2 separate regions of the Homo sapiens genome follow, and region 2 is linked to region 1. Evidence: chromatin contacts called from ENCODE Hi-C or POLR2A ChIA-PET data. All regions are on one chromosome and are shown on one strand. The core of a region is the stretch at or near the end of the contact, and the rest is flanking DNA. Distances in the headings are between cores, read along the strand shown.

Region 1 (4,501 bases), core at 764-3,263:
CCTAGCACTTTGGGAGGCGGGCAGATCACGAGGTCAAGAGATCCAGACCATTCCAGCCAACATGGTGAAACCGTCTCTACTAAAAATACAAAAATTAGCTGGGCGTGGTGGCGCATGCCTGTAGTCCCAGGTACACGGGAGGGTGGGGCAGGAGAATCGCTTGAGAGAGAGGGAGAGGAGGCAGAGGTTGCAGTAGCCCAGATCGCGCCATTGAACTCCAGCCTGGCAACAGAGCAAGACTCTGTCTCCAAAAAAAAAAAAAAAAAAAAAAAAATACACATTTAAACCCCGCCCCCCGCCCCCGCAAACTTTTCAAGTCTTTTTACCGAGTTGGACATCTTAATAAAATGTATTCGAATTCACATTTTCTCTCCAAATCTAGGCTTCACATTTAATCTAAAATATTTCACCCTATTCCCATACACCCTTAAAGGAAAAATTAATCTAAAACCAACAATCAAACCAAGGAATGAGGAGACTAGATGACTATTAAAATTTTATTGAAATAAAAATTTTAAGGTCTAAATGACCACTTCAAGCCATTCGTTTTAACAAAAGTTGTTTTATTGCATTCCCAGTTTAACAAATAATGCAAATTACAAAACAAAAACATCATGACAGGGATTAAATACTTAGTATAGAAATTACAGTGCTGCATTTATCCTTTCCTCATTAAGAACAAAAGAACACCTTCTGTAGAAGTGATGACTATTTAAAATAAAAGGGAACAAGCAAGAATACAAAATATGTCAAGACTAAACCTAAGATTATTTTTCTAACTGCCTATATCAGTTGTTCAAATCAAGTCCAGATTATACTATAAAAGGCATTTTAATTACGGCTCTACATTTTGTAATTTAAAATACTTCACATGACTACAATAAACCAAAGAACACAGCAGTTTACAACCTGCTTTGGTGTCCCAACTTGCTTAGATTGTAAGGCATTCACTTTCTCATAGCGCCTTCTACAAAGGCAGCCCGAAGAAATGCAGACTACAGATGTATGTGCTTGTGTGTCCATGTATCGTGGCAACAGTCAGCAATACAGCCAGGAAAACGTGCCTTTCGGTTTTCCCCAGCACCTGTCGACTGTGGCACCTGGGGCCCGTTGGTACAATTTTTTTTTTTTAAAAACACTCGGAAAGAAAAGTTTCCCTAAACCGTTTGTACTAGACGTATAATGGATAAGTAAATAAAGGGGGAGGAAGGTGTCAGCTCCTAGGGCGACATCAGTACCTAGTCTCTCACTACTTCCTCCCTTCTCTCTCACACTCTCCCCTCTTCAAAAGAGGAGGGACTGGAAAGGAAGGAGTCCAATCCTTAAGAGAGATGGGAGAAGGACAGAGAGTCTCGGTCTCCGAGGATAAGTCCAGTCAAAAGTACAGTACTTTGTTTTTGCCGTACACAAGAGCCAGTTCAGAACCAACGCGCTGTCCCGAAGGAGTAGCAACGGTAACGGGCCCAGGGCCCTAAACCCAAGCTGTGCCCCAACCAGAGGCACTATCCCCTATTCTACAGTTCCGATAACCTTACCGTCGGACTCTGCCCGAACCAGCAGCGACATCCCCTTGAGCTCCTCCACGTAAGTGGAGGAGACGTGCCCGGTGCCTCGGTCGTCCCATTGCCGGTCTTCGTTCAGGGTATAGACCTTCACTCGCCGCCGCGTATCCGACATGGTGGCTGCTGTCTCCACCGCTCTAGCCGCCGCCTCCTCGCTTACCTCGTCCGCGCTCCTCACTCTTAGGAGACGGTAAAGGCAGTAGTGGCGGTGGCGGCGGCGGCGGCTTCGGAGAGGCCCGAATTCACCATGGCTCCAAAGGTTCAGCCGCGAGAAGGGGTGACAAGAGCCACTGAGGCCTCTCCGCCCGGAGGCCCCGTTACCTCTCACTTCACCCGCGCATACACCCACTCTCCCGTCTCTTTGCCCCCCAGGGCTCGCTTGCTCTCCCGCCGCCGCGGTAACTACTACAGATCCGCCATCTTGTAACCCGACTCTCTCTGCCTTTCTCTTCCTCCTCCAGCAGGCTCGCACGGGCTGTCCTAGCAGGGGCTACGGCGGCCGACAAGTCCCATGAGCAGCACCTCCGCTTCTGCACGCGCTTCCCAGGCCGGAATGCTCGGCGCTCTCGCGAGGAGGGGTACCGACTGGGGCGGGAGTACTTCGGCGAGACTTCCTCCTCTTTCGGCCCGACTTCCTCCTCTTTCGGCCCCGCCTCTTGGCGCGGGGTCGCAATTGGGCGGGAGGTTCTCGCGATCTCCCCGTCCACGCCTGCGCCGCGAGAGGCCGCTAGGTGGAAGGGGACTTCGGTTCCGCACGTCGTCATGTTGTTGGATGGCACCAGTATGTGACGTTCCTAGGAACTTAGCTCTGAGGAAAAAACAAAGCAAACCGGGGAAGTACGTAGCCTTGAACCGGAGTAACCAGGGACAGAAAGGAAGGAAAAGGGTTTCATACCTTCACGGAACGACGCTCACTTCGTCCGCCTGAGGAGGAAAAATAAGTTTAAACCTTTCTGTGAAAAAGAACGTGGAGCCCTTTCTGCCGAATGGAAACCCGCTAAACCCCGTTATGGAGTCTGCTACAATTAAGCATCTAACCAGGAATTGTCTATGGACACAACTCTCCAGGCAATTCATGCAGAAAGTGTGTTGACGATTTCCTGTTTCTTGCAGAGCGCTTCACCGTTAAGGCTCTTAGTAGCTGGCGATTGTAAAGCACATTTTCCGCTTCATGAAAATACAGTGCTCTTCTTGTGTTTGTAACCTTGGAAAGTAAGTCTGCTATGATAAGTTTAGGGAAGTGGCGGGGAGCTACTTTCCTAACATATCTGTGATTGTTTTGATACTTCTCAGTTTCTCGCGGGCATTTCCTGCGTTCTCTATAGGGCTCTCTTGCACTGAATAAGGAAAGGAGGAATTCTCTCTGCATTGAGGCTATTATCGCACATTGTGCGGTGGATATAGTCACGCGCTGGGTCGTAGTAGCGTGTCGTTTATTTCAGTCCAGCTCACTCTTGGTAGAATCCCTTTATTCGTTTTGTTGTTTTTGATAGTCTCTCTCTGCTTCCCAGGCTAGAGTGCAATGGCGCTATCTCGACTCACTGTAGCCTCCGCCTTGAGGGCTCAAGCGATCCTCTCACCTCAGCCTCCCGAGTAGCTGGGACCGTAGACGCCTGCTCCCCATCCCCGCTATATTCGTTCTTTAATACAGTCTCTCAGCTTGTTCAGCTGCCACTTCTGTGCAGCTCATTAGCCTGATCGGTGAAAACTAGGCGAGACGCGCACACTGACCCTGCAGTGCATCTTGGGAGTTGTAGTCATAACTAATCAATGGTCTTGTTAAAACGTGCTTATGTTTTGACCAGATCGCTTAAGTGTGGACACCCTTCAGCAGTACACTACAACGTGGGTCAGTGTACAGAACACATGCTGATAGAAATAATTTCAAAATCTGGATTCATAGTTTTTTTTTTTAATCTAGAGACCTCAGAAAATGTACTTGAAGAAAATCATCATAATATAATACATAACAATAGAGCCAATTAATTGATGTGATGAAAGTGGACAAAATGTATTTTGACCTCAGAGAAAATAACATTTCTGTCTTGGAAGAGTCAGAGAATGCTTCACACAATTTTTGAGCCTGATGTTAGACTCTCCAGCCTTCTGTCCAAGCCTCACCCTTTGGTTACTCCCCAGGAAGACTGAACTTGGGAAGAGGATTGTGCAGACCCTGGAGTCAGGCTTGGCGTTTGGGATAGGGAATACTAGAGTGCCCACAGCATGGTCTGGAAAAGGGAAAGTGGGCTGCAGGTGGCTACAGTCCCATGATTCCATGGATTTCAGACCCCTCCAAAGCACAGGGCTCAGTGCTTATCCAAGTCTGAGGGCCCCCCATAACCACATCTTCCCCAGCAGATGTTCTTTGCTTCAGGCAGTCATCAAAGTTCCACTTCAAAGAGTTGCTAACCAAATAAGCCCACAATCTTCCTTTTTTGTTGTTTTGAATAAGTAATGCCTTTACACATATGAAATTAAAAAGAGAGGCCGGGCATGGTGGCTCACGCCTGTAATCCCAGCACTTTGGGAGGGCGAGGTGGGCAGATTGCCCGAGGTCAGGAGATCCAGACCAGCCAGGCCAACGTGGTGAAACCCTGTCTCTGCTAAAAATACAAAAATCAGCTGGGCGTGGTGGTGGGGGCCTGTAATCCCAGCTACTTGGGAGGCCGAGGTAGGAGAATCGCTTCAACCTGGGAGGCAGAGGTTGCAGTGAGCCAAGATTGCACCACTGCACTCCAGCCTGGGGGACAGTGTGACAGACTGTCTCAAAAAAAAAAAAAAAAAAAAAGGCAAAGATATATAGTGAAAACTAAGTCTTCTTTTAGTCTTTGTCTCCTGCCACTCATAGAATTTTCCTCTTGGAATCACCTCTATTCCATTTTCCTGTGTATGTTGCCAGAGCAGGGCTGGCTTCATGGTGGTGACCTGTACAGATAGGC
Region 2 (4,501 bases), core at 921-3,420, 1.3 Mb before region 1:
GCACAAATTCTTTCCTTTTTTTTTTTTTTTTTTTTGAGACTGAGTCTTGCTCTGTCACCCAGGCTGGAGTGCAATGGTGCAATCTTGGCTCACTGCAACCTCTGCCTCCTGGGTTCAAGTGATTCTCCTGCCTCAGCCTCCCGAGTAGCTAGGACTACAGGTGCGTGCCACCACGCCCGGCTAATTTTTGTATTTTTAGTAGAGACGGGGTTTCACTGTGTTAGCCAGGATGGTCTCGATCTCCTGACCTCACGATCTGCCCGCCTTGGCCTCCCAAAGTGCTGGGATTATAGGCGTGAGCCACTGCACCTAGCCCACAATTTCTTTTTTAAATGTTTCTCATAGCTTTTAATAAGTCCTAGACATATGCAAGCTACTTAACAGAGATTGACATAAATATATTTAAAACTAATACCATACCGCTCAAAAGAGAGGCAAATGACTCTAATCCTGTACGGATGCAGGTGAACTTGTCAGTCTGAAAGGATCAAGTTGAGAAAATGCCCTCATTTCTTTAAGCCCTGAGATTGTTCCTGAGGGTAAGTGGTTTTAGGACTTGAAGAGATTGGTGAAGGTTGAAGCAGAAATTAGGGGGAATGATGAGGGAGTTGACTAACCCTCAAGGACATGTGGCAGCATAAGCAGATCAAGTTGATCAATAAAAATAATGGCAAAGCACTTACTAAGCATCGGGCCCTGTTCTCAGTACTCTGCCTGTATTAAATCATCTACACCTCACAACAACCCTAGGTATTTTCCCCATTTTGTGGATGAAAAAAATTGAGGCTCAGAGAGGTTAGATCATTTGCCCAAGTGAACTAGCTAGTTAAGTGGTAAAGCCAGGTTTCAAACACTGACTGCTCCCAGACCCTAAGCTCCTAATCACAGTGTGATGGTTAGGATAAGACCAGATAAGCAGGTGGTGTTTAATACAATGCCTAACAAATGCCTGGTCCCCTAGTGGAAGCTCAATTGCTATTAGTTCCCCCTGCTTTCTGGTTTTCAACCCACTTGCCCCATATTTATTTACTCATCCACTCCTTACTCACCAAACACACACACACACAATGACACATTCACACACACTCCAGTCTTTAACAACGAAGTCCACACTCAGGTATTTAGGTCACTAGGTGTCAAATCTACACATATATTCTTCTTCCTGATAGGATTTCAGGTCACATACATAAAATGAGTCCTAGGACCAACCTCTGCTCTCCCATCACTCTCCAAGGTGAATGTAAACACACACACGAACACTGACTCTGGATTCCAAACATATACGTATGCATAGCCTGATATAAGGCAGAATTCAACTCTGGACTTTTCTTTTTCCGTTATCCAGGGAAATGCGTGAGTTACTATGACAGATGCCAAAGACTTTTGGCTCTGGTAGTGGAAATTGGGAGGCAATGGTGAAATGAAGTAAGAAATTCCAGGGCCAGAAGGTGGATGCAAGTCAGCAACGGCTTTTCCCAGGAGCTTGCTCTTTTTGGGTAAGTGCTACACATACAAGCCCCAACCCGCTGCCTAAGCTACCCTATTCTGAACCCCGCTCAGGCTGCAACAGATGACACACAGCAGGGAGCCTCATTTGCAGGAGATGAGTGTTCCCTTGCTCTATTTTAATCCTGGCAGCCCAGCCGGGGAAGGTTTTGTCAGAAATGGTGGAAAACAGTGACAACCAAGCTTTCTGGAGTAAAGGCTAGGCAGCTCAGGAGCAACCAATCACGACTCGCACAGTATTGTTAACAATACAAGGGAAAACAAGTATCCTTCCCGCCGGCCCGCACTTTTGCAGCCAGCTTGGGCGACCCGTGGCAGCGCTTTGACGACGACCTGCCGGGCTCCGGAGGGCGGGCACGGCGGAGACGGCAGCAGCGCTGCCCCGCAGCTCCGGAAACAGCCCTTCCCCTATCCTCAAGGACCAAATCAGTCCTGATAAACACCCCTCCTGGCCCTACAATGGGAAGGGCAAGTTCAAACGCAGGGCGTCGAGCCCACACGCCTAGAGACGCGGCCAGGCACCCCCGCCCTCCTCGCCGCGCAGTCGCGCACAGTGAGCAACAGTCCAGCACCAACCCGGCTTAACTGCGCCTGCGCACTCCAGGAGTTTCCCCCCACGCCCCTTTCCGAGGACTAGCGCCCGTCGCTTAGCAACGCGCGAGTCACAGTCGCCGCGCTTTGCGCACCCTTTTCCTGGCAGGGCTGCGTCCCTGTTCTTCCCAGGAGGCTCCTCGCTGCCTGGTGCCGTAGAGGCCCATGGAGGAAAAGGAAGATAAGCATCAGTAAGTGCTGGGGTTTGGTGTCTTATTTCCCTTTCCAAAAACTATTTTCCTCCTTCAGGGGGAGGCCGGGATCCAGCATGGACAGTCCAGGCCAAGCTCAGACAGCCCCCTTGCTTCTCTAATTTCCAGTTGGCTGAGCGCTTACAACAATAATTTTTAAAACGCACCGTTTACTGAGCACATACTGTGTGTCAGGGACTTGACTTGCATTACCGGATCTAAAATTCTTGAAGTCATCCACTCCTTCTCACAATTATTAGCAGATTCTGTAGTCTTTACCTTTAAAATTATCCAGAATCTACCACTGCTCATCACTTTCAGTACTGTGCCCACCCAGTCCCAAGTACCAGCTTCTCTTGCCGGGATGCTGCAACAGCCCTCCAGTTGGTGGCTTTGCTTTTCCCTTACCCCTCTGCAGCCTCCTCGACACAGCAGTCAGAGCTATCCGTTTACAGCCCAGGTTAGATCGCCGTTCTCCATCCGACATCGTAGAGTAAAAGCCAAGGCACCTCCAATGGCCTATGGAGTCTACACAACACGCCCCTTACCGTTTCTTGCCTCCCTCTGACAGGACTCTGCTACAGCAAACAGGCCTTTCTGCTATCATCTGCAGTGATAAAGACCAGCATCAGCAGCACCTGGTTGTTAGGAATGCAAATTTTGGGGACTTCCCACCCCCGAGACACACAGAATCAGAAACTCTATGGCTGGGGCTCAATAATCTGGCTTCAACCAAGGCATCCAGGTGATTCTGATGTACCTTAAATTGAGACTATTAATCAAGGTAGTACATACAGCTAGTTAGGAATGATGTGGAGCCAGGGATACCCTCTTCCAAAGCCTGTATTTTTGTCCCTGGAACAATGGTTCTCACACTTGAACGTGCATAAGAATCAGCGAAACAGCTGGTTAAAACACGTTCCTGGGAACCAGCCCCAGAGATTCTGAGTTTGCAGTGCTTTCTAAAAACAAGTAAACAAAAAACTAGGTACATAAAGGAAATGGGCCCCATAAATTTGTATTTCTAACAAGGTCACAATTGATGCCAATGCTGCTACTCCAGTGCCCATACTTTTAGAAGCAGTGCGCTAAGGATGGTTACACTTCTGCTGGGAAGCTTTGGCAGTTACAGTTCACTCTGCTAGAATGCTTTTCCCACAAATATGCACTTAGCTCTCTCTTCCCCTCTTTTTTCATTTGCCACCTTCACAATGCAGCCTCCACCCTACCTGAAAATGCAAACCTACCTCCTACATACATACACTCCCTTTTCCCATTCTCTATTTTATTATTGTCCTTAGCACTTAACAGACTATATAATTTACTTTTTCATCCGCCTTTCCCCATTAGAGTGTAAGCTCTATGAGGGCAGGAATTTTTGTTTTGTCACTGCTTTATCATCAGTGCCTCCAACAGCACCTGGCACGCAACTCAATAAATATCTGTTGAAACAATGAATTATTCAATGTTATTCTCATATCTCTTACAATAGGTATTGTTCCTATCATGCAAATGAGACAAAGGCTCAGATATGGCAGAACTGGGATTCCAGTCCCTGTCTGACTCACTTCAGAGCCCATCAGTGTTTTTATCTGTGCTTTTCTTCTGGCAAGAGATTGCTCGAGTCATATATTTCACACTTATTTATCAACCCGTAGGCATTCATACCACAAGTGCTTAATCAAATGAATTTAACTATATAACAAATAGCCCCAGTCCTTTTCTTCAAGGACTTGATCACTACAAGTGTATATTGTTGGGTGATAACTATGAGAAACAGGTGGAAAAAACTGATGCCAGAAGCCTACAATAATAAATTAATTGACCCCAAAGACTCTACCTTTAAATAAATAATTGTATCTCTGGAAAGGTAATAGAAAAAGGTTTAGAAGTTTTTTACACTTTACCAGTAATCAGTTTTTCCAAATCCTTTGCAGAAAGTAATTTTTGGGAAGCAGGGAACTAGAATCCAAGGATTCTGAATGTTGTTTTTATGTGTACTGGAGGGGTGGTTGAGGGTATTCAAACAAAGCTGGAGTAAACTCCAGCAGATTCACCAGAAATATGTAAATGTTATAATGGCAGTCCATTTACCTTGGATGAACAGGACACTTTTCCTGATGTTGGGCACATGGTGAATTCAACAATGTACACCTTCATGGAACTTATTGACTAGTAAAGGATATTTGTAGTGCTTACTAAAAACAAGTAAA

The links. Hi-C counts contacts between places; a loop is a spot of excess contacts on that map. ChIA-PET counts read pairs that join two places held with the same protein, here RNA polymerase II (POLR2A). Pooled maps may share reads with other maps.
Region 2: a loop to region 1 is called in a map of CD8-positive, alpha-beta T cell, with 11 times the contacts of the local background. The contact joins the promoter of CIMIP6 here to the promoter of PPP4R3B in region 1. A Hi-C loop is called at or near these places in 1 of 168 maps with a recorded cell type or tissue (CD8-positive, alpha-beta T cell) and 11 of 50 pooled maps. POLR2A ChIA-PET finds 5 or more read pairs at or near these places in 1 of 52 experiments (common myeloid progenitor, CD34-positive).

What each region holds. Positions count from the first base shown.
Region 1 is chr2:55,615,609-55,620,109 of GRCh38, forward strand. It overlaps PPP4R3B (protein phosphatase 4 regulatory subunit 3B), which reads right to left and starts at 2,014. Exons shown (of 17, transcript NM_001122964.3): 1 at 1,536-2,014. The coding sequence starts at 1,677. It overlaps PPP4R3B-DT (PPP4R3B divergent transcript), which reads left to right and starts at 2,322. Exons shown (of 3, transcript NR_186624.1): 1 at 2,322-2,774. RefSeq lists enhancers at 970-1,896, 1,897-2,821, 1,915-2,314, 2,335-2,384.
Region 2 is chr2:54,328,714-54,333,214 of GRCh38, forward strand. CIMIP6 (ciliary microtubule inner protein 6) reads left to right here and starts at 2,171. Exons shown (of 5, transcript NM_001100396.2): 1 at 2,171-2,288. The coding sequence starts at 2,263.